4 separate regions of the Mus musculus genome follow, and all the other regions are linked to region 1. Evidence: chromatin loops called from intact Hi-C (ENCODE). Cell type or tissue: left cerebral cortex. All regions are shown on one strand. Region 1 overlaps Gm26843 (a long non-coding RNA gene). Region 2 holds the start of Gnao1 (guanine nucleotide binding protein, alpha O). Region 3 overlaps Gm26843 (a long non-coding RNA gene). Region 4 overlaps Gnao1 (guanine nucleotide binding protein, alpha O).

Region 1 (8,000 bases):
ATGAGGTCTAAGCAGAGCTGCTGCTGCCTCTGTGGACGAAAGCCTGGCCCTTCCCTAGCATGGGTGGGAGAGGAGCTACACAGTTTTTCATAATATTTGACTTGAGTTATTCTGTCTGAAAGCTGCTTGTGCCGAGGGATAGTTTCCCTTCCCAGTGTTTGGCCAGAAAGAGAAAGCTTCCATTGGGACTCAGCTTTTCCATGCCTGTTGGGGTTTCTGGTGTGCTCTTTGGTTTCCCACCTAGAATATGTGACATAAGAAGAAAACCTAGCGAGCTCATCCCCGGGTCTTATCCTGGATCCCGTGGCCCCTAGATTTCTATTGCCTTGACATTGTGTCTGAGATGAACAGATCGAAAGGAAGGAGGTTTTATTTCGGTTCATGACTTCAAAGTCACTTGGCTGTCTTGTTTTGAGCAAGTAGGGAGGATCATCATGGGTTAAAGCAAAACTGTTCATCCTTGGTAGCTAGGAAAAAAGCAGAGAGAGGAGGAAAGGGCCAAAGTCCCTTATACCTCACTTTAAGAGCCTGCCTGGTACCCTGACTTCCTTGCCTTGTACTAGACCCCACCTCCTAAAGTTTCCATCACTCCCAATAGTGCTAAAGGCCAAAGACTGAGGTGTAGGCTTATAAGCCAGTGGGGGCATTTATGATCCAGACCATAACAGGTTCTAAAATCTTGCTTTCTTATTTCCACTGTTCAGAATCATCTTCTATTACATATTTGTATATAAACATGAATATGTGTACATATGTGTATATACATGAATGTGTGTACTATATGTATATATAAACATACATATATGTACATATATATTCTACAAAGCACCACATCCCCATATATGCATAGATATGCATACATGTACATATATACATATATATGTGCATTTAAAGAATGTAAAGAATATAAGAATGTATCTATTCTATCTTCCTAAAGGCATAAGTAACCACTGTGTATATTGAAACTTTGAATTGTTGCCAGTACTTTTAAATTAGAAAATTTCAACTTAGAATTCAGTGATTTTTTTTTTTTTTTTTTTTTTTTTTTTTTTTTTTTTTTGCTTCTCTTGAAAATACCTGGCAGTCTTGGGTCCATATTCCGTGATGCAAAGAAATAGCATGGGCTGTGCTACCCACTGTGCTTCCCTACTAGCTACGAGGGCTGTGTGTATTGGCTTCTTTTCTCCTCACTGACCAAATGCCCGACCAAAAGCACATTAAAAGAGGAAGGGGCTATTTGGGTTTAGAGAAGGGATACAATCCATCGTGGAAGTGGAGACAAGGTGGCAGAAACATGAGGCAGAGAATGTATAGGAAGTGGGTCTAATCTGTAACGCCTCAAGGCCCACCCCTAGTGATGGACTGCCACCAGAGAGGCTCTACCTCTTAAAGGGTTCACCTTTTCAAACTTGCACCACCACCTAGGGACCAAGGGTTCAGGCACAGGAACCCATGGAGGACAAATCACGTTCAAACCACAGCACTATGTAAGTTTAAGTTAAAATTAACTGAAAATCTCCAGTTCCAGATTACAGCAGCTAGGTATGACTAGTCGCTATTCTATTAGACAGTGAGGTCAGAGTACTGTCCCAGTGTAGGCTTTTCTGTCAGACAGTGCTGGGCTTGAACATGGCGCGTGGGGGGCAGAGGGGCATGCTTCAGTGTGTGAAGACCCCACCACTTGCTGGCATCATCTGCCTCATTGACCTCATCCGTTAAAATGTGTGTGTCTATGAAGGAGTTAGTAGCGTTTTTACCTGGGGCTGCAGGTGGAAGCCATTGCGCTGTGGGGAGCACAGCCCGAGCAGAGCCTGGGATGGGAGGAGCTATGGTCCTGAACAACCAGCGTTTGAAAACAGAGTAGCAAAGTGGGAGAAGAAATAGCAACTCCCGAAGGAAAAAAAAATACGGACTGTTTTAATCTCCACTGTGCCTTAACAAGCTGTATTTTTTCGGCTAAAAAATTAACTTCTGCCATGCAGATCCCACCAACCACACCTTGGGCCATTCTCTCTTTGTTCTCTATACTCCAGCTATATTGGGTTTCTTGGGTCACTGAATGTCCCAAACAACTCATTTCTTCGGGACCTTCACAATACCTCTCTGCCCTGACTACTCTGCACCTGGTGCTAGGCCAACTCCGCAAAGCCTGTGGATTCCAGGCAAGTGTCTCTTGAAGCCTTGGCTAGACAAAGCCCCGCCCTTAGAGTCCACAGTGCCTGGTCCCAGTCCGTGGCACTCGACACAGGATACAGTCTCTATATACTCAAATGGGCAGTGTTCTGTGTGTCTCTCTTCCCTGCTTGGCTATGCGCTTCCTGGGCACCAAAACCAGATGTGCTTTGGCCACTACTGTATTCCCTGGGCTAACAGAAAGCCTGACACAGAAGGAACACCAAAGCGGACACCTATTGCCGAAGGTCGGGTGGCTCTTCTGAATTCAACTTCAGCAGCATCAAAATGGAAGCAGCAATAACTGTTGCCCTAACTTTATAGATTAGGATAGCTTATTTTAAACTTGAGACCAAAAATTCATAAACATTTTTATCATATAAAGAAAAATGTTAGTTAAGTAAGTCTCTGCCATGAGGCTCCCTGGTGACCCCATTAAAAAGAGACATATCTTAGATCTCAGAGTCAGCCATAAGCTGGGGCCTCCGAGATATCGGGAATGAGACTCAAGGAACTGCAATAAGCTTTGCCCTCGTATCACCCAGTTAATTACTGAATGCCTTGTTTGTTGCTACTTTGAAGTTTAATTTGTTTTCATCTAACGCCTGATGAATTTCATTCCAACCGGAGGAACATTTTCTGTCTTAGCGAATCACCTCCAAATCAATCAAAAGGCAACAAACTTGCCAGGCCTTCCCTTCCCCATCTCTTAAATGAGAATAATTACCATTCTACGTAACACACAGGTTTATAAAGATCATGTGAGGTGACTCATGGGAATTCAGCCAACAAATCCTGCAAGGCGCGCGCGGGGGGGGGGGGGTTGGGGGGGACACGACCTCTTTCAGGAAAGTAGTCTTCTGGCTTCTTCTCCCAAATCTCTGTGCCTACAAATGAGAACTAGCCCAAGGCAAGAGGGAGCTTTACCTTTAAGAAGCATTCTGATATTCTGAGCTTTGACCCCCCAGTAAAGCCAGAAAGATAAAAGATAGAATTGCCAGAACTTTCAGCCTCTTCAGACTGGGCCTGGGGGGGGGGGGGGGGGGGCGGGGCAATGGCTGACTTTACTCACAATTGAGCCCCGGAGCACCAGGTGCTCCTGCCCTACCTAGCCTGCCGCTAAGAATGTCAAAGATGTCGGGGAGGGGGCGGGGTGTGACCTCAAGAGACACAGATCAGCTGGTGTGCAGCTTTTTACTCAGTACCCACCTCCACCCTGGCCAAGGGGAAGCTGCCAAGGAGCAGATTCACCTCCGTACAGCAGAGGGCAGTGGTGAGCTCATCTCGACCCATACCTAGCGCGGAGGGGAGGTTCTGCTGGGTGTGTTCAGAGCTCAGGAGCCTGGATCTGAGCTGAGCCCTCCTGCCCGTCCTCCTTCTCCCCAGACGCCGTGATCCCTTCACCCCAATTTAAATATTTACGCACACAGGCATGGAGACGCGGGGAGGCACATGCCGCCATATATTATTGTTAATAGAGTCGCTGTTGGCTCTCTCATGCAGACGCAACATAATAGCAAGCGTTGTCCAACGTAATCCCCATGAATTACTTATACCATTTAGCATCTAAATTGACCACTTCCTGTTTCTCCAAAATAAGACTGTTGCTTAAAGTTAGGGGGCCATGAGTCCATTTCACCAGGCACTTGGAGAGTCAGTGTGATTCAGTGAAGTATTCTGTTCTAGGCCCAACTCTGACACCGGCTGATGATGCTTGGGGCTTGTTGCTTTTAACCATGTGCTCCAGTTGCCTCTAACTCCTCCCTCCCCAAAAGAAAACATGGACTCTGGCCTCAGCATTCTGTTCATACTTTAGCCTCTGTGGCTGTGGGTTTCTCAGCCTCCTTCGTCATTCAGCGACAGGCAGGGGGGGGGGGGGTGTCCTGTCCCACTTCTAGTCCAGTGAGACCGAGGTGCTGCAGGGTAGGAACTTGGCAGAGCTAAGAGCTCGCTTCTTTCCTTTCTTCAGCCAGTGCTTAAATGAGTAATGGCACCTCGGTGGTCCAGGGCACCGTTTTAAGGTATGTGGGTTTATTTGACTAAATTAGAATGAGGAAACAGGTCAAAAATGAAGTCGGATGATGACTTGAAAGGAAACTGGATTCCTTCGGTCTTTTTTACCTCTGGTAGGTAGGATCCCAAAGGAGCCAGAGTGTCCAGAGGGATCTACAGCTGGGATATTAAACCTGCAGTTTGGCTGCAGGAAATAGGTTTAAGAGGGATGGGCTAGGGAAACAGCCAAATTATGAGGTTGATGACATTTCTGCTCTGTGTTTCTCCTCCCCATCCAGGGCACCTTCACGACCCATTTTCAGGGCAGCTATCCAATGGCTTCGTGGCAGACAGTCCCTCCTGACCACTCCCAGGCTCCTCAACCCCGCCCCCACAAAACTGCCCTGGTTTACTCCAGATCTCCACTTGATTGCAATGTAGGGGAATGCCTTTGGGTCCCTAAAAGACACTTTGTCTCAACAAATTAGGTGTTACTATCTATAAGGGCCAGTCCTGTGCTAGGAAACACTAGGTCATGGCCCTGCCCTTCAGCAGAGGAGTAGAGTGTGTGCCTTCCTGTGTTTGCTTCCTGGCTGTTCTTTACCTCCAGTAGGGGATCTGACCATTTTGGGTAGACTTGAGATTCAAGTTGGATGTAGGCCCTGCCCTTCAAAAGTCCCACACTGGTCCTGAGGAAACACTCACTGCCAAAACCATGGCTGCCCCACCTCCTTTACGCATTGACTTGAGCATCTGCACCCAAAAGCTCTGCACATCTTGTCCACATTCTATCTCGGGGCTCAAATGCCCTACTTATTGATAATGCATCTGAAAGTCTGTTTTCTTCCCTCTCCAAGAGAATTATGTAAACTCTCCTCAATGGAACCCTTTCCAAGAGAATTGGCCAATCCGTTGACTTATTAAAATTAACAACATGGTAAGGGAAGACACTTGGACTTCACAGGGGATAATCAGAAAATTAACCCTTTACAGGTTTTTTTTTTTTTTTTTTAATGTTCAAAGTACAGTGTCCTAGTGGGACAGAACAGGGATACACTCCTATATGGTACAACTACAGTTCCCCTCTACCCACACAATAGGACTCCATATTCCATTGTTGCTAGAAGTTCTAGATTTTTACCTCTTTGTTTGTTGTTAGGCAAGGCCTTACTATGTGGCCCAGGCTGCCCTTGAGGTCACCATCCTGCTGCCTCAACTCTCAAGTCGGGAGTCTACAGGTATACACAGCAATGCCTGCCTAAAGATGATTCCACCTAACAGAGCCATTGGTCTGGGGATTACCACGGTGGCCATTCTAAGTAAGCTTGACCTCGGCTAGGGTACTGGCAGCCATTCCCAGTGGCTCTGATCCATACATGTTAGCTGGGAAGAACAGGGGTGCCAGGTCTGTCACCAGAGCATTATATAGCAATATGAGCAGACATCCTTAGAATAGATTCTGGTCTCAGCTCTGCTAACTCAATAACCAGAGCCAAAGACATTCCCTTCTCCAAGGCTCAATTGCTTTTGACCTTGCCTTGGACGCTGACTACTGTGTAACTAGAATTTAATGAAGCAAGATTAAGGCTGTGAAGCAAACTCCTCTTAAGCCAATACTCTCACCATAATAACTACCCTTGGCTTTATTTCAGGTCTGTTCTGTATATAAAATGCAAAACCTTTGTTTAAAGATCTATTTTCATTTCATGTGTATGAAATGAAAAATGTTCATTTTGCTAACATACATGTATATGTACCACATATGTGCCTAGTGACCTCAAAGTCCAGAAGAGGGTGTCAGATCCTCCGGAATGAGTCACAGGTGGCTGTGAGGCCACATGGGTGCTGAAAACTGAGCCTCGATCCTTCCAAGCAGAACACGTGCTCTTACTTCTGAGCCATCCCTCCAGCTTGTTATCATTTAAAACAAGTTACACAATGGTGCAGATAAATGGTGCCTGGGTTGTATTTTGTTTTCAGTGCCTTAACTTAGCAAAATAAAAAGTTGGCAATAAATACGTGAATAAACGAACAAACAAACAGCAATTTTGTCAGTCCTAAAGGATCTTTTGCAATGATCTGCTCTGAAACAACTAAATGTTGAGGACCCTCTGGGTCGAATGACCTCTGGGCCCCTGATGGCAAGGATGCTCAGTATCAGGTTGTCATAGCTGCAGGTGTTCATGGCATCACTGCCTTTACTGAGGAAAGGAGTAGTTGACTGTCAGGTTTTCAGTCTTGTTTGGTTTGGTTTGGTTTTCTGGTTCTCTACTACGGCTACACCTAGATTCACTGGCCGCCTGTAATGCTGAATATGCACAATACATACTACATGATTATAGACAAACTTAAAAATAAATAAAACTTTAAAAATGCATGATGGTGGCTCACACCTTTAATTTCTGCACTTGGGAGGCATAGGCAGGTGAATTTCTGAGTTCAAGGCCAGCCTGGTCTATGAGAAGTACCAGGACAGTGAGGGCTACACAGAGAAACCCTGTCTCAAAAAGAAGGAAGAGGAGGAGGAGGAGGAAAAGGAAGAAGAAGAGGAAGAGGAGGAAAAAGAAGAGGAGGAGAGAAATCAGAGAGGAGAAGAGAAAAGAAGAAGAGAAAAGCCTCCAACTCTCTGGAACCTTCTACCCAGATGCATGGAATCAGCTTCTGGAAGCACAGCTGAGATGCAGCCAGCAACGAGCCCTGACTGAGAGCATCACAGGCCCGGCTTTCTGGGAGAATTACTTGGAGAGAACTTAAATAAAAACTTAGATTCTTCAGCTGTGCTCCAGACTTTCTAAGTCAGAAATCCCAGAGCCAAAGAACCTACATTTTCAAGTTTCCCGAATAAGCCAACTGCTGCCATGATTCAGGCTAGTATTTAGGAATCTGACAAATTTTATTTTATTTTATTTTATTTTATTTTATTTTATTTTATTTTATCTTATCTTATCTTATCTTATTTATTAGTAGTAATAGCTAGTGTGTGTGAGTGTGCCTTTATGTGTGTGTGTGTTTGTTTGTACACGTGCAAGCATGCATGTGTACAGGTACGTATATGCCACAGTGTGTGTAGAATCAGAGGACAACTTTCAAAAGCCAGTTTTCCCCTCATACCATGTGTTCCAGGCATTGGACTCAGGCCTTCAGGGTTGTATGATGGGTTCTTTAACCAACTCAGCCATCTCATTGGCATTCAGAAATCACAGGCAGCTGTTTCGAGTTAAATATGGAAGAATCTCATGAAGGTTCACTATTCTGTGCATCTTACTGGCCCTGGAGTCAATGTTAAGGAGTCATTCATTTCCTCATGGCACTCTTCATTTGACTGTCCTGCCTGAGACCTCAGTGATGTCATGGAATCCCTTCCAATCCAGCATCTCTGAAGTCATGGCACTGCGGAAAGATGGGTAAGTGACACAGAAAGGCAGGCAAATGCCAGAAACATGGGTATGTATCTGCCTTGCCTGGATTTGGATATGAGTCATACATGGATGGCTTTTCAGGAGTTATTGGTCATGGCCTACTCACACACTCTCATATGGAGTTCAGGATCCACACACAACACAGCTAGGCCACAGGCCATCATGGATAGAGGAAACATCATAACTTTTTGTTATCAAAGGATTTAGTAGCTAGCTCCTCCTCTCTATATAAGAAACATTCATTTCCATGTGTAGTTTTAAATTCAGCTCTGAAAGTTATCCTCAGTTCGGATGCATAGAAAATCCTTCCTTCTCTTCTGTTACTCTTGACTGGTGTGTTCAGATTGGCAACTACCTCCTTTCTCACTCATAAAGCTCGGGACAGTAGGGTCCTGTCAAAGACTAACAGCCATAGTC
Region 2 (8,000 bases), 150 kb after region 1:
AGCAATGAAGCCTTTGTGATGGGAGATCAAAGAGAAAAAGGCAGGACTTCTGGGTTGGTTAATGATGCAAGGGGCATAGACTGGTGCCTAGGCAGTCAGAGCAGCATTGAATGAAGCTTTTTAATGTACATTCAAGAACAGAAAAATGGTCTTTTGGGAGCCTGTAGCTTGCTACCCAAATAACATCCTATATCATTTCTCTTCTCTCATGTCCCCTGGCCCTTTGTAATCAAATGTAGGACATCTCAGAAGTTTTCTCTTATCAATCTGTCTTCCTGGTCTAGGCTCTTTCCACTCATCCATGATGCTTCCCACACTAGTACCTAACTGAGGTTTATGTGGGAGGATCACATGGGGGAATTTTTGTAAAAGTGCTCCGTAAGCTGTAAAGCACTATACAGATGAAGTGAATTATTATTAGTCTTTTATGGAACTCAGCCATAATGATGCAAAGTGACCCAGAAAAAGGAGAAGAAGAGGGAAAAGGAGGAGAAGAAGGAGAAGGAGAAGGAGAAGGAGAAGGAGAAAAGGAGAAGGAGAAGGAGGAAGAAGAAGAAGAAGAAGAAGAAGAAGAAGAAGAAGAAGAAGAAGAAGAAGAAGAAGAAGAAGAAGAAGAAGAAAAGAAGAAGAAGGAAGAAGAAGACGGAAGAAGAAGAAGGAAGAAGAGGAAAACAGAGTAGGCAAATCTGAAATACCTCCACAGTGCTGGAACATAATCTTACATACATAGTCAGTAGGTCAAGTACTGGGGGAACGAAGAAAAACTCAAAACACAGAGGCTTATACGTCTGCCATATCAGGACTGATAGCAAGGAGGAAGGCCAGGCACTTAAAAGTCAAGGATGGCTGCATCTTCCCATACACAACCAGAATGCCACCAGGAACATAAGGCCTTCACTTGAAAATCACTTGATATGAAAGAACACTAAATATATTTACTAGGGTATTGCCACCGCCACCACCACCACCGCCACCACCACCACCACCACCGCCACCGCCACCGCCCTGTCCCAGGGCAGAGTGAAACGGTGATCCTTACCTTCGGTCCATCAAATGCAGTCTTGTACAAATGGCAGTGAAATTTTTTTCTGAATCTGGTTCACAGTAGATCTAGGCAACTGTCCCCAGCAACCTCTGCAGGAAGCAAGGTCTATAGAATATTGGGCACCTGAGATCTCTGTTTTCGATCTGGAAGGACAAGTTTAATGATACTTGATTTTTAAGCCAAACCAGATTCATCTTCTAATAGTTTCCCCACCCAACACAAAGAGGAAAGAAAATAGAGGAGGGATTATTTATGTGCTGTATAAAATAAATCTATAGAATTTTTTGTCGGTTTCCTAGAATAGGTAGGTATGACTCAAATTTAAATATTCCAATTATATTACATATACTTTTGACACAGACATTTGTCGAATGAGACAAACATACATTGGGAAACACCAAACTTATGAAAAAAAAACATGCAGGAGAAAAAATATTTTCTTCTGAGTGGGTCTTAATTGCCCCTTTTCCCCCTTGCAAATATATTTTTATGCTGAGTGACATTTCCAAAATAGGATTTTCTCTCCATTGCTGAAATGAAGCAAACAAGTTTACTTTCAGAGTCACAGAAATGCCCAACTGTTACGAAAAAAGAAAGTGTTTTCCACTGGCCCCTTGCCTGTCTTTATCCTGGGCAGTCTTGCCTGTTGGCTCCTCCATCTAGGAAGGCCCCTGGGGCTGACTGGTGGAACTGATTGTAAAACTATTTTGTGCAGTAAGAATTAATGTCTTCAGGCTCTGAGACCACCCAGAACATGACCGATCTTTGGCAACTGTCTACTGTTTTCCCCAGTGCTGGGTTCGCTGTTTGCTGAATAACTGACCCTGGTTTCTGACTATCTGAGAAGATATGAAGGGTGTATTTCTTCTAGTAGTTTGTTATTTTAAGATGAAAGGAAGAAAAAAAATCTCTTATCACAAACCTATGAAGAATTCATTTTTACCGGATTATGTTCTGGGGATACAAGAATTCAAGAACCAAGGGAGGCCATCGATTCATCATATAGAGAAAAATTTAAGGGAACAAGTATTTGCTAGAGGCTTTCATGAAAGACTGTCCCTGGGCCTTTGGCATCAAGCCATCCTAGGATGGTAACCATCTCTAGCGACAGAGGTTGTGGGCATCTCGCGGTAAGGCTCACATTGGCTAAGGGAGGCAAAAACTCCTGCGGAGCAGGCCTTGCCTCTTCTCTGCCTGCTACTTTCCTCTCTACTAGCCCAGTCTCTAGACACTAGATGCTCAATAAATGCGGACCCAAATCCGTCACTGAGCCCCAGCGCGTTATTATGGAGTGAGCGGGTTTATCCTGACCCACTACCTCCTCACATCTGCGGAGGCACCATAGCTCGACTAGGGGCTACACCTCCAGCCGCGAAGGAGAACAATCGGTAAGGCGATCTGCCGGAGACACGACCCAGAGCCCGAGGGACCAGGAAGCTGGAGGCTCAGGCCCAGGGCTGGGGACCACCTGACCGCCGCGCTGGGGTTGACAGGAGGCGGGCCGGGCGCGCGAGACCCGCCGGGGTGGGGCGGGGTGGGGCGCAGGCGCGCGCCCGGCCCCAGGCCCCGCCCTCCCCAGCCCGGCACGCTCCGGGAGCCGCGGGGGGAGGGGGACCCGAGAGTGGGCGGCGCCGCGCGCGCGCGCCCGCTTGTCTGACGCGTCCCGCGGGCATGCGCGCCGCCCCCGCCCGCGCCGTCCCCGGGGCCCCCGGCGCGCGGCCCTGCTGACGTCAGCGGGCGGCTGGCGGAGCGCTGCGCAGGACCAGGCGCACTCGAGAGCTGCGCTCGCCTCGCCCCCCCCCTCCCCGCCCGCCCCGGCGCGCGCGCGCGTGCCCTGCCCTCCCTGCCCGCCTCTTCTCGCGCTCCCCGCTGGCCGCGGCTCCCTCGCGCTCTCCCCGTCTCCTGTCCGCTCCGCCGAGCGATGCGAGTTCTGGGCCCCGGCGACGCCGCCTCCCGCTAGAGAGAGCTGCACCCCCCACCCCCGGCCCGGCCCTCTGCCCAGCCCTGCCCCGCGCGCGGGGGTCGGAGAAGGCGCCGCGGACGCATCGACGGCCGAGGAGCGGCGATGCACATGCACTAGCGGCACCCCCTAACTCACTCCCTCCACACCCCGCGCCACCGCCGCCTCCACCTTCTCCGCCTCCGCCTCCTCCTCCTCCGCCTCCGGCAGCCGCGGCAGAAGGACCCACCCTGCCCCCCACCCCACCCTCCGCCGGCTCCGGCTGCGGATCCAGCCTCGACTCCTATTTTATTTATTTTGGGTCGTGCACTAGCCTCGGTGCCTGCAACCCGCGCCTCCCGGGCCCGCGGGCGCCTCCTCTCTCGGCTCCGGAGCCCCAGACCCCGGCTACCCTCACCTCGACACCCCCAGACCCCAGCCAGCCGCCGCTAATCTTCGCCGCTGGAATCTTAATAGAGGCTGTCCTTTTGGGGGGATTCTGGTCTTTCGACAATTTTGTTCCCAGCCAAGGAGAGGATATCGTGATTTTCTCCCCTTTGAGCCCAGGCTCTGCTCTGTGGGGGGGTGGGGGGCGCGCCGACCCGGGGAGTCGTGCCAGCCTAGTCGTGCGGGCTGTGGCAGGGAAGGGGCCACCATGGGATGTACGCTGAGCGCAGAGGAGAGAGCCGCCCTCGAGCGGAGCAAGGCGATTGAGAAAAACCTCAAAGAAGATGGCATCAGCGCCGCCAAAGACGTGAAATTACTCCTGCTGGGTAAGGACCTGGGTAGCCACCCCCGCCCCTCGACCCCCGCCACAGTTCCCAACCCGACTTGCGCCCTGGGAAATCTGGTCCCTGAGTTGGCAACACCTTGTGCCCAGGAGCGCCCACCCTGTGCATGCCTTGAAGCCCCCTTCCCATTTCCATGAGCTGACACTCACCAGTTTCCCCCCCTCTGTGTGTCCCAACAGGGGCTGGAGAATCAGGAAAAAGCACCATTGTGAAGCAGATGAAGTAAGTCCCTGTGTCATTGGGATTTGTACTTTTATTAAGAATAATTTATATCGTTTTTATTATCTTGCTCACCCATATTTGCTCTCCAGGCCTGGTTTTTAATTCGCGCACACACAGAAGAAACCCGAGGTTGCCTCCCCTCCCCCACTCCCTACGTTGGTTCTGGGTCCCCCACCCCAACTCCTGGGGTCGGTGTTTGCGGGGAGGGAATGAGAGCGCCTCTAGTTGTATGAATGACAGTGTCCGCCATATTGATCAGAACATCACACTATTGGCGTGCTTATGATCATAACTCTTGCTCGTGGAGTATTTCGTGTTTCACTGCCTCCATTTCTGTCTCTGCCTCATCTTCTTTCCCCTCCTCCTCCACCCCACCCCTCGAATCCCACTTCCCCCTGCTTCTCTTGAGGCAGTGATTTTGAACTTGACTAAAACATGGAGGGGACCCAGCCCTAGCAGATTGGGGTGGAGGATCAAGTGTTTGCTGTTCACGAGTTTGGTGCTGAATTCCTGGTGGCTGTGGCTTAGACGACCCCCCCCCCCAAAGCGAGCAAGGGTTAGGGGAGGGGGCGTGCACTGGGGAGAAAGGATGGGTTTCCAAGCGGATGTGACAGACACAGCCTTATCCAAGGCAGAGGTGGGAGGGTCTGTGGGGCTAAAAGCCAGTTTCATCTGCCCTCCAGCCCCTCTCCTCCCTGGCCCTCCAGCCTTTGCTCTTCTGACACCCGCAGGTTCCAGTCACTGTGTAGCCTTTATCGTTGTATTTACACTCTGTATTCTACCTTCAATGCGGATTTCAGGCCCTACTTGCCACCGCCCCCTTTCTGCCTTAGATATCAGTTTCCCCTCCTAATTAACTGGGGGTGGATTTGAGTGATGGTTGAAAATTAAAACAAAATGGGATATTCCTTCCTTTCCACATTTCCCCACTTAGGAGCCTCGCCCGTCCTTCCTCCTCTCTGGCTTGCTTCTTGCCCCATCCACTCCACGGTTCCCGGTGAGCCTCCAGGCAGCTCTGCCTGGGGAGGGGTGGCCGGCAGGGAACGGGTGCGTGCCTTCCGGGCCTCCTGGCCCTGTTTCCGTTGGCCTGTCAGTTCGGGACGGAGGAGTTCGTTAGGACCGTTTAGCGAGGATTCCATGTCGCTTTGCTGTGACACCTTCGTGCACACACAGCTCCTAATTAGAGGTTGCTGTGCTGTAAACAAAAATGATTATTTTTCAACTTGACAGAATAGCCGAAGTAATTGCATCCCGTAGGAAAACAATGGAAAATAAAAGCCCCTTTCGAGGGAAGGTGGGTGGGAGACAAATCGTGCTTGTGGTTTCAAAACCAAGAAGCAAAAATTCTTGCATGTGTAACAGGCATGACAAGCGAGTTCCAGGCGGCGCCATGATGGTAGGGAGCAGCGACTAGGAGACAGTTTCTCCCATCTGCTTGGCATGTTCTTATTTGCGTTCGAGAGCTCCCGGGGGCTTTCTTCTCACAGGCCCCTTCGGCTAGCCTCACCCTTCTGAGCCACCAGTAATTTGGCCTGGGGTTTCTCTGGGGCTTGTGCAGTCCAAATGGATGGGGAGGCGGGGCCTGGGGAATTGCTCTTTGCAACAAGGTGCATGTTGCATCTGCCTGGAGCCCTCGCGTGTCGGGAAATGCAAACCGCGCCACCTCTTTCTCCTTAGGGGCAGGTTTCGAAACTTCACAAGTCTGTAATCCACTGTGGCAGGCCGGGAGTCCGGTAGAAGCCTCGGCCTCCTGAGCCAGGGTGAGGTTTCAGGCGTTGTAAGTGGTGGACAGCGCCCAGCCGAGGCTGGAAAAGTCGATGGGGCTGAGCTTGGCTCGGCGGTGTTCGGCTCCGCTCGGCCTGACCTGGGAGCGGGGCTCGGAGGATCTCGACAGTGTTCGGAGCACAGTCGGGGTCCAAGCGGAGAGGGCCGAGCGGCTTCGGCGGCTTCGGAAAGGCCCCGAAGACATTCGGAAACCCTCGGCAGGAGGAGGGCAAAGGAGGTGGAATTGGGGGTGTGGGAGGGGATGGCAAAGAAACTTTGCATCCACCAAAGCAGCTTGCTACCTGCTCTTCCTGAACATGCCTCATAAATTAGGTTGATTTAATAAGAGGTTTAAAAATACGTATCGAGTCCCCAAAAGGGCAACTTGCCTTTTTTATTCAAAGAAAGCTTAGCTCTCTGAGGAGATCCGTGTGCCACTTTAGAATGGAAATTCCTGATTAAGTCCTGGGGCACGAAATCTTAAAGGAAGACTGAGGAGACATTCTGAGGAAAGTCCTGTGCGTCTGACTTATATTGGGTTGCACTGAGGAAGATGGGGTGAAGTGTCCGATGTTTGATTCTATTTAATCGGAAATCAGAACATTTTTCTCTTTTCCTGCATTTCTTCCTTTCTCTATTCCCACAAACACCTTTTCTGTGAAAACTGCCTGTCAAAACTGAGATTTTTTTTTTGTAATTGATTTTTTTTTTGTTTGTTTGTTTCCCTTTAAGAACAAAACGTGCCAGATCTCTTTAGGAAATCGGCTAGGTTTGATCAGAATGTCCACCAGAAATGGGTGTGAGCACGCCAGTTGTGCCACAAAAAACCCAGCTGACCTGCCCTCCTGAAGCATTCATGAATGGCAGTTTTTCCTATGAGCTGAGCCTGAAATAAATCAGATCAGGGACTTGTGCCAAGCCGAATGCAGGACTTGTTTTATTAACCACAAAATGTGAGGTTGGTGTCACTGTATCCCGGTGACAGATTCTTTGGAGTCCTCACTTCCAGAGATGGGTTTTGAGATCACCACTTGAGTGAGAGTCATTTGTAGCCGGGGAAGATTGTACTTTCTGGGTGGGGCCAGCCCAGAAAGCCTCGGTAGCATTTGCAGAAAGCAATTTCCTGTTTCCCTGTGCAATATGATTGGTGACGAGCCCGTCAGGCCATATGTGTAAGTTAATTCAGATGCTGTGTTGTTTCACCTAGGCAGATGAAATTAGATGGTTAGAGAGTCTGCCGTTGGTGACACCCTGTGAGGAGCCAGGGATTGGGCCTAGTAGCACAGCCCCTTCCTTTGGGTTGAGAGGAGGAATATTGCTATCCGAATGTTATCAGATCCTTTGTCATCAGCGTTTTCAGAAGGCAAGGAGCTGCTTCAGTCGGCTTGTGTCCTCGTCCAGGTTGCGGTGCTGCTTATGAGGAGGAATCAGAATATGCCTGTAGCAGCTAGTGAAGCCGTTAGGGACTGGCAGGCAGAGACACTGCCTAGAACAGGGCGTTATTACCCTCATCAGCCCAGGGCCGTTACACACTCAAACCTTTGGAATTTTTCTGCACAATGCAATAAGGGGGAGTTTGCATCAATTTTCAGAAGCCTAATTCTCAAGTGTTTAAAATCTTTTGGGGTGTGTGTGTGTGTGTGTGTGTGTAAAGGACAACTCCATGGAGTCTGTTCTTCCTTCTACCTTTGCATGGGTTCGGAGATCAAACTCAAATTGCCAGCCTTGTGACAAAGTGCCTTTATCCTCTGAGCTATCTTGCTGGCACCGCCTTTACCTTCATATTCTCTCTCTCTCTCTCTCTCTCTCTCTCTCTCTCTCTCTCTCTCTCTCTCTCTCTCTCTCGTGTGCATTTGTGGATTAGTGTCTGGAAGGTCTCTGTCATGCAATATACAACATTTAAGTTCCAAGACACGAACGGTGGTGATTGAAGTAGTGCAAGTGCAGCTTCACACGTCCTATGAGTAGGGGTGGCTCCTTTCCTCTGCGTGGCACTTTGCTTGTGTTTGGGGCCTGTGACCTCACGTGGGATATACCCTCATCATTGTTTCAGTAATTAGGGATGCTTTTACACAGACTAATAAAAATTTTAAGGCGAGTATAAGTTTTATTGGATTTTTGAACCCTTGCAAAGAAATGTCTTAGAATTATATTTTATGATGCATAGAATCAATAGTGTCACTTTAACTGACCTCCCAGTTCTGAACACTGGGTGACAGATGCTTGGACGTGGCACTGT
Region 3 (8,000 bases), 62 kb after region 1:
CCATGTAAGTATGGAGTCAATGCCGATGCTCAGACCTGAGGAAGATTGTTTTCCTGCATTCAGAGAGAAGCATTTCCTGAGCATCTGTTGTTTACGAACAGGCTCCACACTGGAGGCTTTACCTGGATAATCTGGCACAGTCATCCATTCACTCATACGTTTCTGAGTTCCAGGGTCATACGTCACGAGTGGCTTGGGATTGTACAGGTAGTTGACAGAGCATACCCACAAGATGACCAGCACTGACAGCCTGGGGCCACCACCTGGTCCTGGGAGGCTAAAGACGAAAGAATTTCCTCCAAGGAAGTTGGAAGTGGACGGACTCTCAAAGCACGGCTGAGAAGTGTGCCAGGTAAAGGAGACGTGCAGATAGGACTCAATGGTGTGGGACATCTGAGGAAGAGAGAATATCTGCGAGGGACAGCAGCAGGACAGCCAGCGGAATTTGTTTCATCAGAGGAACGGTCCATAGTCGAGAAAAACAGAAAGAAGTCTGCAGCACGGAACAGGGGGCCTGGTCAAAAAATGAGTGATAAAAGGAATAGAGTTTCCTTAGTTGGCCAAACCCCCCCCAAACATCCAGGAAGCTAGATCTGATAAACTGTCCAGACCGAATTGTCAAGCTCAGCGTGGGAAATGATCATTCCCGTGGGTGGTACCCACCCTGACTATGCAGGATAAGAATAAGAAGCTTTGCCTCTTCATCTCCCAACTTACTCCACAGAAAATCATCAGACCCAAAATAAGGGCTGCTCTATAAAGCATCTTGACCAGTACACCCCAAAGCTGCAAGGTCATCAGAAATGAGGAACATCTGAGACACACGTCACAGCTGAGAGGAGCCTAGGGAGACAGGACAATTGGGTTGTGGGGTCCTGGATGGGATCCAGAACAGAACATGATGTCAGGGGAACAATGGACACACTACTTAGTGATAATTATCTCAATATCCATTCAAAAAGCAAGAGAGTAATGGGGAGATCAGGGTGTGGGGTACGGCAACTCTTCATATCATTTTGCATTTCCTGTAAATGTATGATGAACCCCAGATCAAAGTTTATTTTAATGAGTAGGTTATTCAGTCAAACCCAATGACTTTGGTGGTGGCAGCGGAGCTAGAGGGTAAGTAAATCCCACGAAGTACTTGAAACATGGTTGTAGTAAAAAAGTACCCACAGCTGATATGAAATACACGCTTTACTGGGTATAGTGGAGACTCTACCTGGGAAGAAATTCACCCTGAGAACACTTAGGTCAGTAAGGAGGATCATAGCTAGGAAAGAAAATAATGTACGTCCTCTGAGGTTGATGGGCAGGGGAGGAGACTGAGGTGCAATGATCGTTTTCGAATCCTCCAGCCAGCTTAGTGGGCAGCTAGGATCTGGACACAGGCCTGTCTACCTGTTAAATCTCTATGCTTTCCTCTTTCTAGAAACATCCCCAAGAATTCATACTTGCTGGCAATGAACAAAGGAGGGTCGAAACCAGACAATAAGCCCAGAGGACTCCACCAAAGGCAATCAAGTGCTCCTAACTATCCAAACTCAAAGCCTTCCCAAGAAAAAGGTGGCCCTTGCTAGAGAGGCCTCAGTAAGATGAGGCCAAGAGACCCACGGAGGTCTCCTTGCCCCTCCTCTGGGGTCCTGGTTGTCACTGTTAAACTAAAGACACACAGGCACTAGAAGGGTCCTCAGGAACCACTCAGCATCTTCCTGGGAGTGAGACCACATTCACGTTTATCCCATGAATGTGACCTTCTTGGTCTCTTCCAGTACTTTCTAACACTCTCTTTTTGCCTCTGTTCTGTCTCAGCAATCTGTTGGCATGTCAGAATTCAGCTTACAAAGCTAGTTAGAAGTCTGGACTACTCAGCTATTAAAAACAGTGAATTCATGAAATTCGTAGGCAAATGGATGGAACTAGAAAATATCATCCTGAATGAGGTAACGCAATCACAAAAGAATACACATGGTATGCCCTCACTGATAAGTGGATATTAGCCCAGAAGCATGGGATACCCAAGATACAATTCACAAACCACATGAAACTCAAGAAGAAGGAAGACCAAAGTATGGATACTTTGGTCCTTCTTAGATACCCATGGAAGATACCCATGGAAGGAGTTACCAAGACAAAGTGTAGAGCAGAGACTGATGGAATGACCATCCAGAGACTACCTCACCTGGGGATCCATCCCATACATAGTCACCAAACCCAGACAGTATTGTGGATGCCAACAAGTGCTTGCTGACAGAAGTCTGTTATACCTTTCTCCTGAGAGTCTCTACCAGTGCCTGACAAATACAGAGATGGATGCTTGCAGCCCACCATTGGACTGAGCACAAGGTCCCCAATGGAGGAGCTAGAGAAAGGACCCAAGGAGCTGAAGGGGTTTGCAGCCCCATAGGAGGGACAACAGTATGAACTAACCAGTACCTCCAGAGCTCCCTGGGACTAAACCATCAACCAAAGAGTACACATGGTGGAACTCATGGCTCCAGCTCCACGTGTAGCAGAGGGTGGCCTTGTCGGTCATCAATGGGAGGAGAGGCCCTTGGTCCTGTGAAGGCTCTATGCCCACATGTAGGGGAATCCACAGCCAGGAAGCAGGAGTGGGTGGGTTGGTGAGCAGGGGGCGGGGGTGGGGGTAGGAGTGTTTGGAGGGGAAACCAGGAAATGGGATAACATTTGAAATGTAAATAAAGAAAATATCTAATAAAAATAAGAGGAGAACAGAAAAAAAGAAGTATTTATCCAGAAAAAAAGAAGAAAGAAGGAAGAAGGAGGAGGAGGAGGAGGAGGAGGAGGAGGAAGAAGAAGAAGAAGAAGAGGAGGAGGAGGAGGAGGAGGAGGAGGAGGAGGAGGAAGAAAAGTCTAGACTAAGTGAGCACCAGAGGTCTCTGAGACAGACCCCCAAAGGCTTGTCTGCCCAGAAAGAGAAGTGTGGAAGGTGGACCCTTATGGCTAAGGGGCATCTCCTCCCTGTCTTGTTCCATTTAGGGGAGGCTGCTTTATAGCTGGGGTCCATGGAGATGAGGCTAAGAAGCTGAGTTTAGCTCAGCACAGCTCAAGTGTTCCAGGACTTATTTTTAGTAACACCTGAGAGAACTCAGAAGGGAGAAAGAAGAGTGACGTGGGCCGAGTCTCTTGCAGGAAATTAGTGACACCAGCCAGCTGGTCCAGGGCCCTTGCTGGGCTGTTTCCTCTCTTCCCCAAGCTCTCAGGGGACAGCTATCCTGCTGTGGTCTGCCAGCTCTGGAAGACAAAGAGGTCAACACCCAGCCTGTTGTGTGCTTACCTTCAAAGTGGACCTTATGAGACCACCCGCAATCGAAAACATAGCTTTGCCTGAGTAGGGTGACGATGGGGTGGCGGAAGTGTCTAGCAATCCTCTTTTCTCTAGAAATGGGATTGGAAATGGGGTAATCGCCTAAATGGGGAGCCTTGATGAGTCGCTAAGCACAGGCTTCCATTTTATTATGGTGATGAGGCCCACTGAGCTAACATAATCCCTTTCCTGGGCTCTGAGAGATTGCCAGGCAGCCAGCCCCTGCCCCACCCTCCACCCCAGTTGCATTAGTCTGATGGGAAGAGGCCCTGAGCTCTGTACAGACTGCATTTCATAATGGCATTTAAAAGAAGTGACTGAGGATCTTATCAGGGGCTGGGACACTGCTGTACTGACTCCCTCTGCCCTTTGACGATGCCCTCCTTCCCTCCCAACATGAATGGGACATATGTCGTCAAAATGCAGGGTCATTGAGGTGAAAGGGCTGCCAGGGGAGACCTCAACTTAAAATGGCTAGTGGGAACATGTCATTACAGAAAGATCATAGGTGGTCATAGGTGTCACCCCTTAGCAATTCCACTAACTCTCGGGGTCTCTTACCCATTCATATGTGCTCTGTGATTTCTAAGGCTCTTTTTGGTTCCCCATGTAAAGAACATCAAAATTCACACTTCACCAACCCAGCCAGGAGTTCCACCAAAGCTATTGACCGATTTGTTTTATCTTCTATTATTTATAGCATATATTATATAATAACATGATACCTTTTATTCTTAGAAATTGCAATATCATTTATTAGTGAACATCTTGTAGAATAGGGTGACCTAGCAGTGGCTGAAAGAGAGGCTCTAATAGACTATGACAATCAGGGAAGGCATAAGCCTGGCAGAGGAAAGGGACTTAGGAAGTAGGAGAAAAATACCCAAGGCCACATCATCTGGAGCTCACCCTGGCAGGCAAATGAACTAGAAATTTGGGCAGCTGGTTCCTGCTGCTGGGACTCAGAGAGAGTTCAGCATAAATCACCGCCGTGTGTGCGCGCCACTTAGATCCTAAATGGAAGCTTTGCTTCAACCCTGCTCGCTTACTTACTCAATCACTGAACAGCCAGGACTGCAGCAGAATTACGACAGGATTTAGATTTGGAAGCGGGGCCCTGGAGGCAGTGCCAGCGTTTCCTCGTTCCACTATATTGAACGAGGCGTTGCACCATTATGAGCCAGCAAAACGAGACTTGGTCCTGTTGAGCACACTTTATGGGACAGGTTGCCAACTTTTGCACAACTCCATGGAACTCCATGCCTGTGTGAACAGTGCTGGCTGAAACTGGGCGACATTCGACTTGCTCAGCCAAATATAGCATGCCTACTTGTAGTCTCCAAATGTCAGATGACATAAGACACATTAGCCATAAACACTAACTCGGCAGTATTATTATACCAGTGACATTCTAGAAGAGGATGTTACATCAGTTTGGGGAAAAAAATTGCAAAAAGGCTAAAGTTTAGCAGCCTCCAGTTCCACGCTGTACACATCCCACCCTAGAGTCAGCATTGTGACTCAGACTGTAATAACCAAAGAACAGCAAAATAGGATGTGACCCTAAACCCAAGGAGAGGCGAGTATCTGTTTAATTCATCCATGTTTGCCCTCCACATTATCCTCCTCTCCAAACCCTCCTCTATAGGACACCTGAGATGTCTCTATTAAGATGTGCCATCATGGACATTCCTGACCAAGGAAGTAAATAAAGAGAAGAACTGCCCAGCCCCCAAGAAATGCCCCTGAATCCCATGTGCCCTCACATGACAACCCACCATCTATCTGCTCAGGACAGCTAGGCTTATCATGGTCCTGTGCTGTGGGTGGGGAATGTCTTGTTCCCTCTGAATTCCTATGCTGAAATGAAGTTTTCAGTGTGATTTGGAGGCAGGGCCTTTAGGGGGCAATTGGGTCACAGGAGCAGAGCCTCATGGATGAGCTTAATACTCTTAGAAAGAGGCCCAGAGCCAGCCTGTGCTTTCTGCCATGGAAGGCTCTAAAGTCTCTCCACTGTCTCAACACAGCAGAGCCATCACCAGAACCCAGGCAGGCTGGCTCCACCATCTCAGGTTTGGTAGCCCCTAAATCTGTGAGGAATGCATTCCTGCTCTTCCTAAGTCACCTGCTGTGTGCTACTTTGTCGGAGCAGCTCAGACTCACACACCTTCCAACCTTGCACAAACCGCATATTCCCAGGAGAGGAGAAAGTGACACAGACTCGTGATTGCATCCCGGTGTTCATTGCCCACCTCGAGCTCTTCCCCGTGGGCAGTGGTCAGGTCAGGAAGACTGAAACATCTAAACTCTACAATGTCCACTGATAAATGAATGCCTCTGCTAAGGGAGCAAAGGGAAATTGAAAAAAAAACAAATTCTAAACGCATTCATCCTGCTTCTCCATGTCTCCCTCGGATTGTCAGCTCAGGTTGTGTCCGTCAGACGCCCCCTGTTTTGCGTCCCAGCCCCCAAGATGCTTATTTTCTCCACACCCCAGCATACTTTTCTCAGAGCTATTGCTTTAGAGCTCACCTCTTGGCTGGTCCAGCCCTTGTCATTACACAGTATATCTTTCCCTAGAGGGTTCTAACTCAGCCAAGCCAATTCCCAACCTCACCTCTGGTTTCTTCCTCCCAACTTGCTTACCGTGTGGCACCACAGGGTAGACTTTCCATTCCAGAACAACCTTCCTGCATCCATTCATTCAATACAGGTTTAACTTAGCCTAAGGTGTATCGGGCACTAAGACGGTCATGGAAATGTATTGGAGAGCAAGCTCAGCCAGCATCCCAAAACTCTTAAGCTTCCAGAAAAAGCCATCCATCAGATAGACACAAAATCGATGTCTGATGTGTTTATGTAAACTATGATAATTGTTTATGGAATTGTACTTTGGCATATGTATAAAGCAGAAGGCTGAGACTAGCTCAACCAAAGGGGAAGAGAAGTGATATTTGGACTAATATCTGAAAAACTGGAAGTGACAAATTAGGCAAAGCAGGCTGGCTGGCGGTAGAGTTGCCAAGCCACAGAAGAGCACTCCAAGCTGAGGAAGTTCTCTGCCTTTGGCTTGAGAGTAGACAGGGGCCACTCAAGACTCTCTGACTGGAACTATATGAGAGAATCTGGTCCTCCAGGGAGCTAAGGGAGTTACAAGGATCCAGACCATGAAAAGTATAGAGTCTATGCTAAGGACTTAAGTTTTGATCCTAAGAGAAATGGGAAGGGCATTAAGAGGTTTGGGAGTGCTGGCCATGGGAGCATACAACACAATTACATTTTCAAACAATCATTCCAGCTGCTCTAAAGCGAAAAGGCTAAAGAGCCAGGGGAGGAGACAGAGGGCCACTATGGAGGGAAACGCATCCATTCCAGGAAAGAGATGAAAACGTAAACCTGAAAGCAAGAAAATTAATTTACCAAACTAGAGTTTGCCAGATGGAAAGGCGCAACATCATTAGTGAGATTTTCGTGCAAGTATCCTGACATCAGTTTGGGACAGGGCGGATTTAGAAAACCTTCGAGGCTTCCAGGTTGTTGCACTGGTTGGAGACAGAGACATGAATTCTGCATCTGCACATGGACCTCAGCAGAGCCATGAGCAAGATTGCTTCATATCACCAGCTGAAGTCCCCTCTCTCTCGGACAGTTCTACCTGTGCCTTTCTCCAACAGGGAAAGCAGATGTCTGGGGCCTCATAGTGACCTCACGGCTCTCTCTGGACCTCTTCTTGTTCTGCTAATGCTCCTTTGAGCCATTATGGCCAATGTCTTCCCCACTGATGATCCTTCAAGACTTGAGCCAAAGACATCAGCTTTCCCCCTGATGCCCTCAAAACTAGACTACAACCTTGCTGTTCAGCAAGGTCCAGGCCTGGTTTTCTGACCTGTCATGAAGTCCCAGCATGGTAAGGCTCTAGAAATAGATAAGAATGTCTTCTTCCCTCACCCAAAATCTAGCCTCAAGCTGAGAGGGAATCGGCCAGCGTCTCTTAGCACTTCCTCCACCTGAGAAGCAGGGATGGGTACCAAGGACTTTAAAAGGGAAATGACATTGCTGTTTTCTTACCGTTTACAGTTATATCAGGAACCATCACTCATCTGAGGATGTATCTTTCAGTTGTTAAAGACCTCCTAGGTGCACAGGACTGACAGGGGAAGATGAGCTATCCTCAAAGGGCTTCTATTGCATTCTCTGGCTGATTTAAAATAGGCGTGCTTTACTGAGAGTGAACTATCCACTAACATATCAAAGCATACATCTATGAGATGCTTATACTTGCCAGAAAACACAAGGCAAAATCACGTGTATCAATACAATTGTATCAACCTTTTCCACAGATTTTTGGGTTTTATTTATTTATTTTAAACTGTGGAAAGGTACTTTCTTCCACGCAGATAGTCCCTCAGCAGAACATACAACCTTGGCTGGATTTAAAATCCTACCTTCCTTCTCTGTCAAGGGTCCTTGTAAAGTGCACAACCCCCCTCTTCTACATGTGACACCATTAACCAGTGGCATTCACAGGGAAGTATCAATACAGAGAGGTGATGCAGGGAATAGATAGAACTGGTTGAGTAAGAAATGAACTAGAACAAACAGCCACAAAGGAGGCCAGACGCCCACAAAATGGTCAGGTTTAAAGAAGGCACGGAGCCCAGGGATCGGGTAA
Region 4 (8,000 bases), 290 kb after region 1:
TGGTCTTCTAAGGTGGGCCCAGTATCACAGACCTGTTCTGCTGCCTCAGCTTCTTCCCTTGACACCCACTCTGCCTTCCATTGAGAGCATTTGGAGAGCCCTGATCCCAACCATCCAGGTTCCAGGGAGGTCCTACCACTGCTTGCCTGAGGTAGACACCCCCCATCCCACTTACAAAAGCATCAAATGCGAAGAGGCACACAGACCTCTTAGTAAAAAAGAAGAAAGTATCAGATGGTAGGTGGATGCGCAGAGCCTCTCAAAGTACCATAGAGCTCTAAGAACGAAGACTCTGGAGACATGGGACTGTCCTGCACTGAGCCTCAGATTTTTTAATGTGTGAAGCAGTACATTTGGCACAGAGAAAGTGAAGATGGAACATGAATACGTGTAAAGAATAGAACCTAGGACTGGAGGGGTGGTTAAGAGCACTGGCTGTTCTTCCAGAGGACTCAGGTTCAGTTCCCAGCACTTACATAATAGCTCACAACTGTGTGTGACTCAAGTTCCAGGGGATCTGGAACCCTCTCTGGCCTCTGTGGTGCACATGCGTGTGGTGCACAGACATACATGCAGATAAGACATTCATACACTGTAAAAGGGAACATACTCAAAAGAGTAGATGCTACCCATTATTGCCCATTATTATTTTTAAATGAAGGCATAACAGCACTGTGCTGTGAACTTGGTAGTCTCATTTGCTGGGTCTGTGTGCCCAGCTCCTTTGAGTCTGAATAAGAGGACCTTAGAGAGTCTAAGACCCTCAGGCTCTCTCTTGCTTGTCCCCACATCCATTGATACCACAGTCAACCTTGCAAAGGCTATGACTGATATCAGACTCTAAAGGTAGTGAGCCTAGAACAGGGCCCGGGTCCATGGACTCTTGTATGTTGTCATCCCCAGCTACCTGGACAGCCTGGATCGGATTGGAGCCGGTGACTACCAGCCCACTGAGCAGGACATCCTCCGAACCAGAGTCAAAACAACTGGCATCGTAGAAACCCACTTCACCTTCAAGAACCTCCACTTCAGGTGAGGCCTAAGGAGATAGGGCATGGTGATGGGCCCTGTGGTGGTGGGCCTGGGGATGTGGCAGAGAGACGAGGGAATGTTCATGCCCTGCCTCACTTTATCTGGATAGCCAGGTAGTGTCTTGCCTTAAGGACCTTTCTCATTTGGTCAGACAGATACCTGAAGAAGCCCATCTGGGTACTTGGTTTCTGCCAAGTTCAAAGGCTAAAAGCAGCAGGTGGCTTGCTTAAGAGCCCCCTGGAAGGGAACATGGCAGTAAGCCTCAACCAGGTGGGTACGCCCAAGCCATGCCTGGGAGACTAGAGCTCACTATAATCTCAAAGCTAGCGAGGCTGAGAGAGCAGCTCTCCTGCTCACGTGCTGGAGAACCTGGAAAGGGCGAGGCCTAAAAGAAAACCAGGTGTTCCCCAGACGCAGGCTCTGAGGGCCTAAGAACAAGGGCCTGAACTGTGCTGCCAGGTTCCAGGACTCTACTGGAGGTTATTGTCTCTCAAGAGTAACCTTCATGTGCTAACTAAGGCCTGGTGACCCATTCTGACTTCCAAGTTTGGTGTCTTGATATCAGGTGAAACTAGGAGACGGAGAGGTGAGGCAGGGCTTTGAGTCAGTCTATTTGAGCACACAGATCAGTCCTGGGACAGGTGTCACAGGGGATGAGAGCCGCCTGCAGTCCCCAGGGTGGCAGTGGCTCATCTGTCAGCCTGTTCCTCACTCTCACCTCTAGCTCTTAGGCGTCCCCGCCCTCACAGCTTTCCCTGACTCCCTGCAGGCTGTTTGACGTCGGGGGCCAGCGATCTGAACGCAAGAAGTGGATCCACTGCTTTGAGGATGTCACGGCCATCATCTTCTGTGTCGCACTCAGCGGCTATGACCAGGTGCTCCACGAGGACGAAACCACGGTGAGTTACCTCAAGTGAAAGCTGGCTATAGACCAAGTCAACAGTCCTCGGGCCTCACAGACAGGCTAGGCTGGGCACCCTTGCCTATTCTGTATTGCCAAGGGAGGCCAGTTCGGCAGAAGCAGCTGGGGGCTTCCTGCTGCAGTTTATATACAGATTCGCTACAGATAACATATCAGAGTTGGGGTCTTGGCTAGGACGCACCTTGTTAGTAAACAATGGAGTTACAGAGCTGTCAGACCAGAAAAAAAAAAAAAAAAAAGCAAATCCTACAAAGGCAGGCTGCAGCCAAGCAAGGGCATGCGCGCAACTAAAAGGATGGGTTTCACTTGTTCACTTGTCTGCCCTTTCCGGGGTACTGGCCAGCTGGAGAGGTGTGAGGCTGCCTGGCCAAGAAGGACACCAAGATTGGAAGCATACTGGTAAGTGTCAAGTGTGACTTTGGGCTTTCTCTGCCAAACTTAGTGTCTGAGACCTGCCCCCTGACTTGAGAGGGGGCCCTTGCCTGTCTTCCCCTTTTCCTCATCCTGGCTCTGCTGCCCATTGGTATACTGCTAAATTCAGGCAGCGACTTTTCTGCCTGGGTTCCTGTCATGTGAAAGGCAGATGGTAATAGTGCCAGCCTTGTCTCAGGCTGCTGATCATGGAAGCATTTCTGGCTTAGCATTGGCCAGCTTGTAGGTATGTGATCACTGGTGATTGCCATGAGCCAGACACATCCACTTAGCTTATCCCGTTCGGAGTTTAAGTCTACGAGTCTGTGGGCCTGTTCACAGAGCCTGGAAAGGGACCAGGCCTCAAGCATGTCCTACTGGGTCATGGGAGACAAGCCTACTTCTGAAAGTGGGGCTTGTGGCTGTGGGCTCACCATGATTCTTTGGGATCAGCACCAAGGGTCACTGGAGGGGTTTGTGGTCAGGGTAGTCTTGAACAAGGCCTGTCTTCCTTATGAGTCCGATTTGTTCACCAGCCCAGTCACTGCTGGTGTGTGTGCAGGGTGTGAATGAGCTCTGGGATATGTGCCGTGAGGGAACATTGCTGGTAGAGGAGGACCCGCCGTCTTGAGTGCCTCTGGGCCAAGCTGCTGGTTGGAGGGGTGGGCCGGACTTTGATCACATGCTAGCTGGGATTCAGCGTTGTCACTCGCAGTGGCTGTGGCAGGCAGTGGTCTAGTTCCAAGCCCCAGTGTGGGGTGCCAGAAAACATGCCCTCGACAGCTCTTGAACCCAGACTCTGTGACATCCTCTCTGTTAGTACATCCTTCTGATTGACTGACCCAGTCCGCTCCCCACAACTATGGGCCACTTCTGCGCCACTAGAGCTATTGTGTTCTTGCTCTTGGCCTACCTTTTCTCCTGGCCACATCTGGAAGTGGATGCTACAGCCAACATGGAACTGAAAACAAGTCAAGGTCAAGGAGCTGGAGGCCAGAGGGTGGGAAACCCTTCCCACAGAAGCATGGCCTCTTCTTTGAGCCCTACCCTGCCAGAGCCAAGGCCTGGGACTTGAGGCCAGGCTCTCAGTGATCCCCAGAGCACAGAGTAGACCTAAGGAAATGTCCAGTGGACACCGAGCCTCATGGCCTAAGGTCTCCAGGTTGGGTCCATCCCTACCTGCCTCGCTGTAGGCTTCTCACTGGCCCTGAAGCTCTGTCCTCCCATGTTCATCCTGCCCTTACTATTCTCTCAGCCCTTCCCCGGCCTCCAGCTCATTCCCCATTTTCCTTGCTTTCCTCCACAAGGGATGGAGGTAAGGACCTTGGGGAAGGAAACACATATGAGCCAAAGTCAGAAGCAAGCTCTCCCAGCATTCTCCTCCCCCAGGCTGGCCACCGACAGCAGGGAAGATCACCAAGCCTCCAGGAAACAAGGGTTGCCTTCCAATTGCTAGCGGCAGCTCCTGGATGTAGTGGTGATGAACTAATACCATTTCTGTGGAAGTAGCGGTCGTCGGAAGGGGCGGGGTGGGGGAGATGTGTGTGAGATGGACAGTTTGGATTCAGACGGATCCAATCCGAGGCCGGCATCACTTCTGCCAGCTGTATGACCGTGTATAATCGCCACGCCTTTCTCAGTCTGGGCTGTGGGGCGATGGTGGTAAGACTGCCTTATGGGCTAAGAGCTGGAAATGCTGTCTGCACAGACACCTCTCAGTAAAAGGCAGTTCTACTCCCGTATCCAGATGATGTAGCCAGGGGACAGGTGGTAGCACAAGGATGCTCTTCCCTGGAGAGGCAAGATGTAGGCAACAATTACCCAGTCCTCAGCCTTCCCCGAAGCCAGCTCTGCACTTCCCTCTCTGGCCTGTGGGGAAAGGTGGAAAGACAAAGATGTCTGGAGGCAGCTCCTGGAGCTAGGCCAGGAAGGCCCCGCAGCTAGTGGCTGCCCACCACCGGACCAGCCACCCTGCCCGCTGCACCCTGGGACCCCACGGGCTCATCTTGTCCTCGTACCTGCTCTCGGCACCACCCAGCCAGGCCACAGGCTGCCACAGCTTCTCCACCACTCCTGCCACGAGCGCCTGCAGGGCCTTTTCTTACCAAAGCAAGGCCAAAACCATGGGCAGATTCTGAGAGACCCTCCAAGCCCGGCAGGTATGAAGCGCCTCCCTCTGATCAAACGTGAGCTAAGAGTTGAAAGCAGCAGGTTCTCAGGGCCCCGCTGGGTGACTTTGCTGTGAATGCCGGCCCCAGGCCTGTGCTCCATGCTGGCTTGTGAGCTGAGGCCGATCTCCACACACAGGTCCCCTTCTTTCCCAGCCGAACAGCGCCTGCCCCTGTGGGTGCCTCGCACAGCTGCCCTGGATTTCCTGGGTCTGAGACCGATTGGATCAATTTTTCAGGATTGCTCTTTTTTCTTCTCTTGTGCTTGCCATTGAGTTTTTAGCTTCCTTTCAGTTTTAATCTATTTTGCTGAGTTTCTTCTCGGGGCTCTCCTGGCCCCTCTTCTGAGAAGCCAGCCCCCAACTCCCAGCTTTCTCAGAGAGAGCTTCCCTCAGCCCAGCCATAGCCCATTCATCCAACAAAGTCACCCAACCAACCAAGGCCACAGCAACATCACCCCCGAGACGCTGTCCCCCTGGTATCTGCTTCCAACTCGGGATTAATTCGAGGACCTCGCTCCTCGGTTAATGTTGTTCAACTGAATGCGTGCACCCTCCTGACCTCGCTGGCAAAAATGACCCCAGTAGAGAAGTCTGCATGACCCACGATTTCGTGTAGACATGTTGGATGGTGGTTGCACCCCTGTCCTCTACGTGCATGGTGCATGTCCTCTCCAGGGACTGCAGCCTCTGCGGTGTCCTCGCCACCCTGCCCAGGCCGGCTCTCTCTGAAAGGGACAGCACTCCTGACCCACCCCGGCTCCAACCAAACCTGCCTGTGTGTGGAATGAATCAGGGACATGTCCTGTTTGTCTCTGTCCCCAGTAATGCACTAAGAGCCTTGGTGGTCCAATCCCTCTGCTTGTCTCACTGTGTCCTAGCCACAGTAGGTCAGGGTGCTGGGCACGGCCAGCCCTCACCTGTATCTCCACTCTGTTGCAGAACCGCATGCACGAATCCCTGAAGCTCTTCGACAGCATCTGCAACAACAAGTGGTTCACAGACACATCTATTATCCTGTTTCTCAACAAGAAGGACATATTTGAGGAGAAGATCAAGAAGTCCCCACTCACCATCTGCTTTCCTGAATACACAGGTAGAGCCCTCCTCGCCTCACACAGCCCACTGTGGCTACGGGCCAGCTAGGGGAACAGGTGCCTTTGCTGTGCTCGAGTGTATCCAGAGTGCCCTGCAAAATCCACCCCCAAAGGCCTGTACTAGAGCCAGGCAGCTAGGGCCTGGACCCCCGGCTTGTTACATCTCCATCCCCTGTGTAATATTAACAAACCCAGGGAGCTCAAGTGAGGCAGCTATAAGCAGAGCACGCATGCACAGTGGGAACCCACAACATCAAAGGGACAACCTGGTCTTAGAGTAAGGTAGCCAAGCAGGGTCTATCCCTACTTAGCCCCTGGAGAGTGGCCTAGGCAGGCCATAGCCTTTCCAGATTGGTTTCTTTGTCCATGAGATGGGGGCTATCATGTGGCTATCTCCCCCAACTCCTGCAGGTTTGCCATAAGGGTGAAAGATGCTCGTGACTATGCAAACTATGTAGTCTGTGATCACTGCAATTTGATGTCACTACTACGATCACAATGATAAACAGCTATTCTAACAGCACCACCCACGTAAGTGACCACAAGACTGACACAGCCCATTGGCTAGGACAGACTCTGGCAAGCAGCAGACCCTTGTCTATACTGCAGAAAGTACAGGGACAAGAGGCCAGCTATCAGTGACCAGGGACCCTGTGGGAGCTTCAAGACTGGCAGCACAATCAAGTGGGCTGTAGTATGCCCAGGACAAGCCAGTCCTTGTCAGCTGTTCTCAGGTGGCCAGGCCGTGGAGGACACAGATCCTGGCAACATGGGCCTGTGGGTCAGGGCCTGAGGTCAGGCAAGCAGCACAGTATTCTACCCCATGCCCTTTCTACACTCGCTTCTCAAAATCAGGCCAGTAGGTCAGTAGGCAAGGACCCCAAGAACATTCAGCTGAGGAAAACAGGGCTCAGCCCCCCTCACCAGCCGGATTCTTCTCCAGCTTTAAGATAGCCTGTGAGACCCTTCCCCTTGTGTGCTGTCACCAAGATCAGTTTGAATCAAGACAGGAGGGGACCCTAACTGAACAGAGACCAGCCTAACTTCCAGCCCTGATTTAACAAATAGCATGGCCTGTTAGATGCTCAGGGCCAGACCTGTGGCCTACACACATGCCTGAGATGGCTGAGACTCCTTCAGATTTGTCACCCCAGCTCTGCATCGTGGCGCAAACCCCAGTCCTCGTCCAGCTCCCTCCTTAGCAAGAGATCCTAGCGTGGACTATGCTAGCCCTAGATTCTTGGAAGCTGGGGCGGTGAGGGGAGAGCTTCCATGCAAAGTTGAAGTCTTACCCATCTTCTCTTCTTCCAAGCCAGCACTTTCTCCCAAACATCCTCTCCCTGGACTTACCAAGGAAGCAGATCAATGCAGGGACACCTTGGAAGACTGTGAGCAAGTCAGCTCTCAGTTGTCCGAAGGAAACAGAGGACAGTTGTCAAGGAGAGGGGAAGAAGCCCACAGCTCCTCATAGTCAGGCAGAGTACATCCTCCTGTCATATCCATAGTGTCAGGAGGGTCCTTGCCCTCTCTGCAGTCTCACAAGCATACAGAGAGGCAAACCTGCTTAAAGCTAGGCATCCATCCCCCACCTGCAGCTTATGGTGAAACAGAATTTGCATCTGGAGTCAGTAGGCAGTGTGAGAAGAACACAGCTTCCCAGACAGTCCTCACCCTCGGACAGCCAGTCACTGGAATATAGTGCGTACTGCTGCTTCCTAAGGCGATCTCTGCTCTGAGTCTCCACCGTCAGCTGGCTGGCATGAGCCACTGTTGCTGGAGTTGCACCCATAGGCTTCCTACTCTGTTGCTTGCTAGTGGTCCTGAGGAGGGTTTTGGCACCTGCTCCATGGCTGCTGGCCTGACACACAATGACACAATGGCCAGTCCAGGACTTGGGCACCTCCCCTCACTGACCCCTACTGTTTAATCTTGCAGGCCCCAGTGCCTTCACAGAAGCTGTGGCTCACATCCAAGGGCAGTATGAGAGTAAGAATAAGTCAGCTCACAAGGAAGTCTACAGCCATGTCACCTGTGCCACGGACACCAACAACATCCAATTCGTCTTTGATGCCGTGACAGATGTCATCATCGCCAAAAACCTACGGGGCTGTGGACTCTACTGAGCCCTGGCCTCCTACCCAGCCTGCCACTCACTCCTCCCCTGGACCCAGAGCTCTGTCACTGCTCAGATGCCCTGTTAACTGAAGAAAACCTGGAGGCTAGCCTTGGGGGCAGGAGGAGGCATCCTTTGAGCATCCCCACCCCACCCAACTTCAGCCTCGTGACACGTGGGAACAGGGTTGGGCAGAGGTGTGGAACAGCACAAGGCCAGAGACCACGGCATGCCACTTGGGTGCTGCTCACTGGTCAG

The links. Hi-C counts contacts between places; a loop is a spot of excess contacts. Peaks named below come from ENCODE experiments on the same cell type or tissue, not always from the same donor. Only the 100,000 strongest peaks of a DNase experiment are listed, where the experiment ranks them.
Region 2: a loop joins it to region 1, with 7 times the contacts of the local background. A loop is called at or near these places in 11 of 42 quality-filtered maps.
Region 3: a loop joins it to region 1, with 2.3 times the contacts of the local background. A loop is called at or near these places in 2 of 42 quality-filtered maps.
Region 4: it touches region 1 in a loop (2.3-fold over the local background); 2 of 42 quality-filtered maps call a loop at or near these places.

The regions. Positions count from the first base shown.
Region 1 is chr8:93,658,488-93,666,487 of GRCm38, forward strand. All of the region lies in intron 3 of Gm26843 (a long non-coding RNA gene), which reads right to left. Among named protein-coding and RNA genes, the nearest start is that of Gm30606, 57 kb to the right of the region's middle. In left cerebral cortex, a CTCF peak has its summit at 3,439 (motif pointing right); a DNase peak (open chromatin) is centred at 3,448; H3K4me3 peaks cover 330 bases; H3K27ac peaks cover 372 bases.
Region 2 is chr8:93,807,697-93,815,696 of GRCm38, forward strand. It overlaps Gnao1 (guanine nucleotide binding protein, alpha O), which reads left to right and starts at 3,142. Exons shown (of 9, transcript NM_010308.3): 1 at 3,142-3,757; 2 at 3,955-3,997. The coding sequence starts at 3,640. 4930488L21Rik (RIKEN cDNA 4930488L21 gene) reads right to left here and starts at 5,859. Exons shown (of 1, transcript NR_026888.1): 1 at 3,998-5,859. In left cerebral cortex, no CTCF peak of the experiment used is centred here; DNase peaks (open chromatin) are centred at 323, 2,660, 2,932, 3,732 and 6 more places; H3K4me3 peaks cover 5,313 bases; H3K27ac peaks cover 5,119 bases.
Region 3 is chr8:93,720,759-93,728,758 of GRCm38, forward strand. The region is part of intron 1 of Gm26843 (a long non-coding RNA gene); the gene reads right to left. Among named protein-coding and RNA genes, the nearest start is that of Gm30606, 4.8 kb to the left of the region's middle. In left cerebral cortex, no CTCF peak of the experiment used is centred here; a DNase peak (open chromatin) is centred at 4,461.
Region 4 is chr8:93,948,501-93,956,500 of GRCm38, forward strand. Gnao1 (guanine nucleotide binding protein, alpha O) reads left to right here. Exons shown (of 9, transcript NM_010308.3): 5 at 904-1,032; 6 at 1,802-1,931. Among named protein-coding and RNA genes, the nearest start is that of Amfr, 60 kb to the right of the region's middle. In left cerebral cortex, a CTCF peak has its summit at 4,226; DNase peaks (open chromatin) are centred at 4,208 and 7,283; H3K27ac peaks cover 435 bases.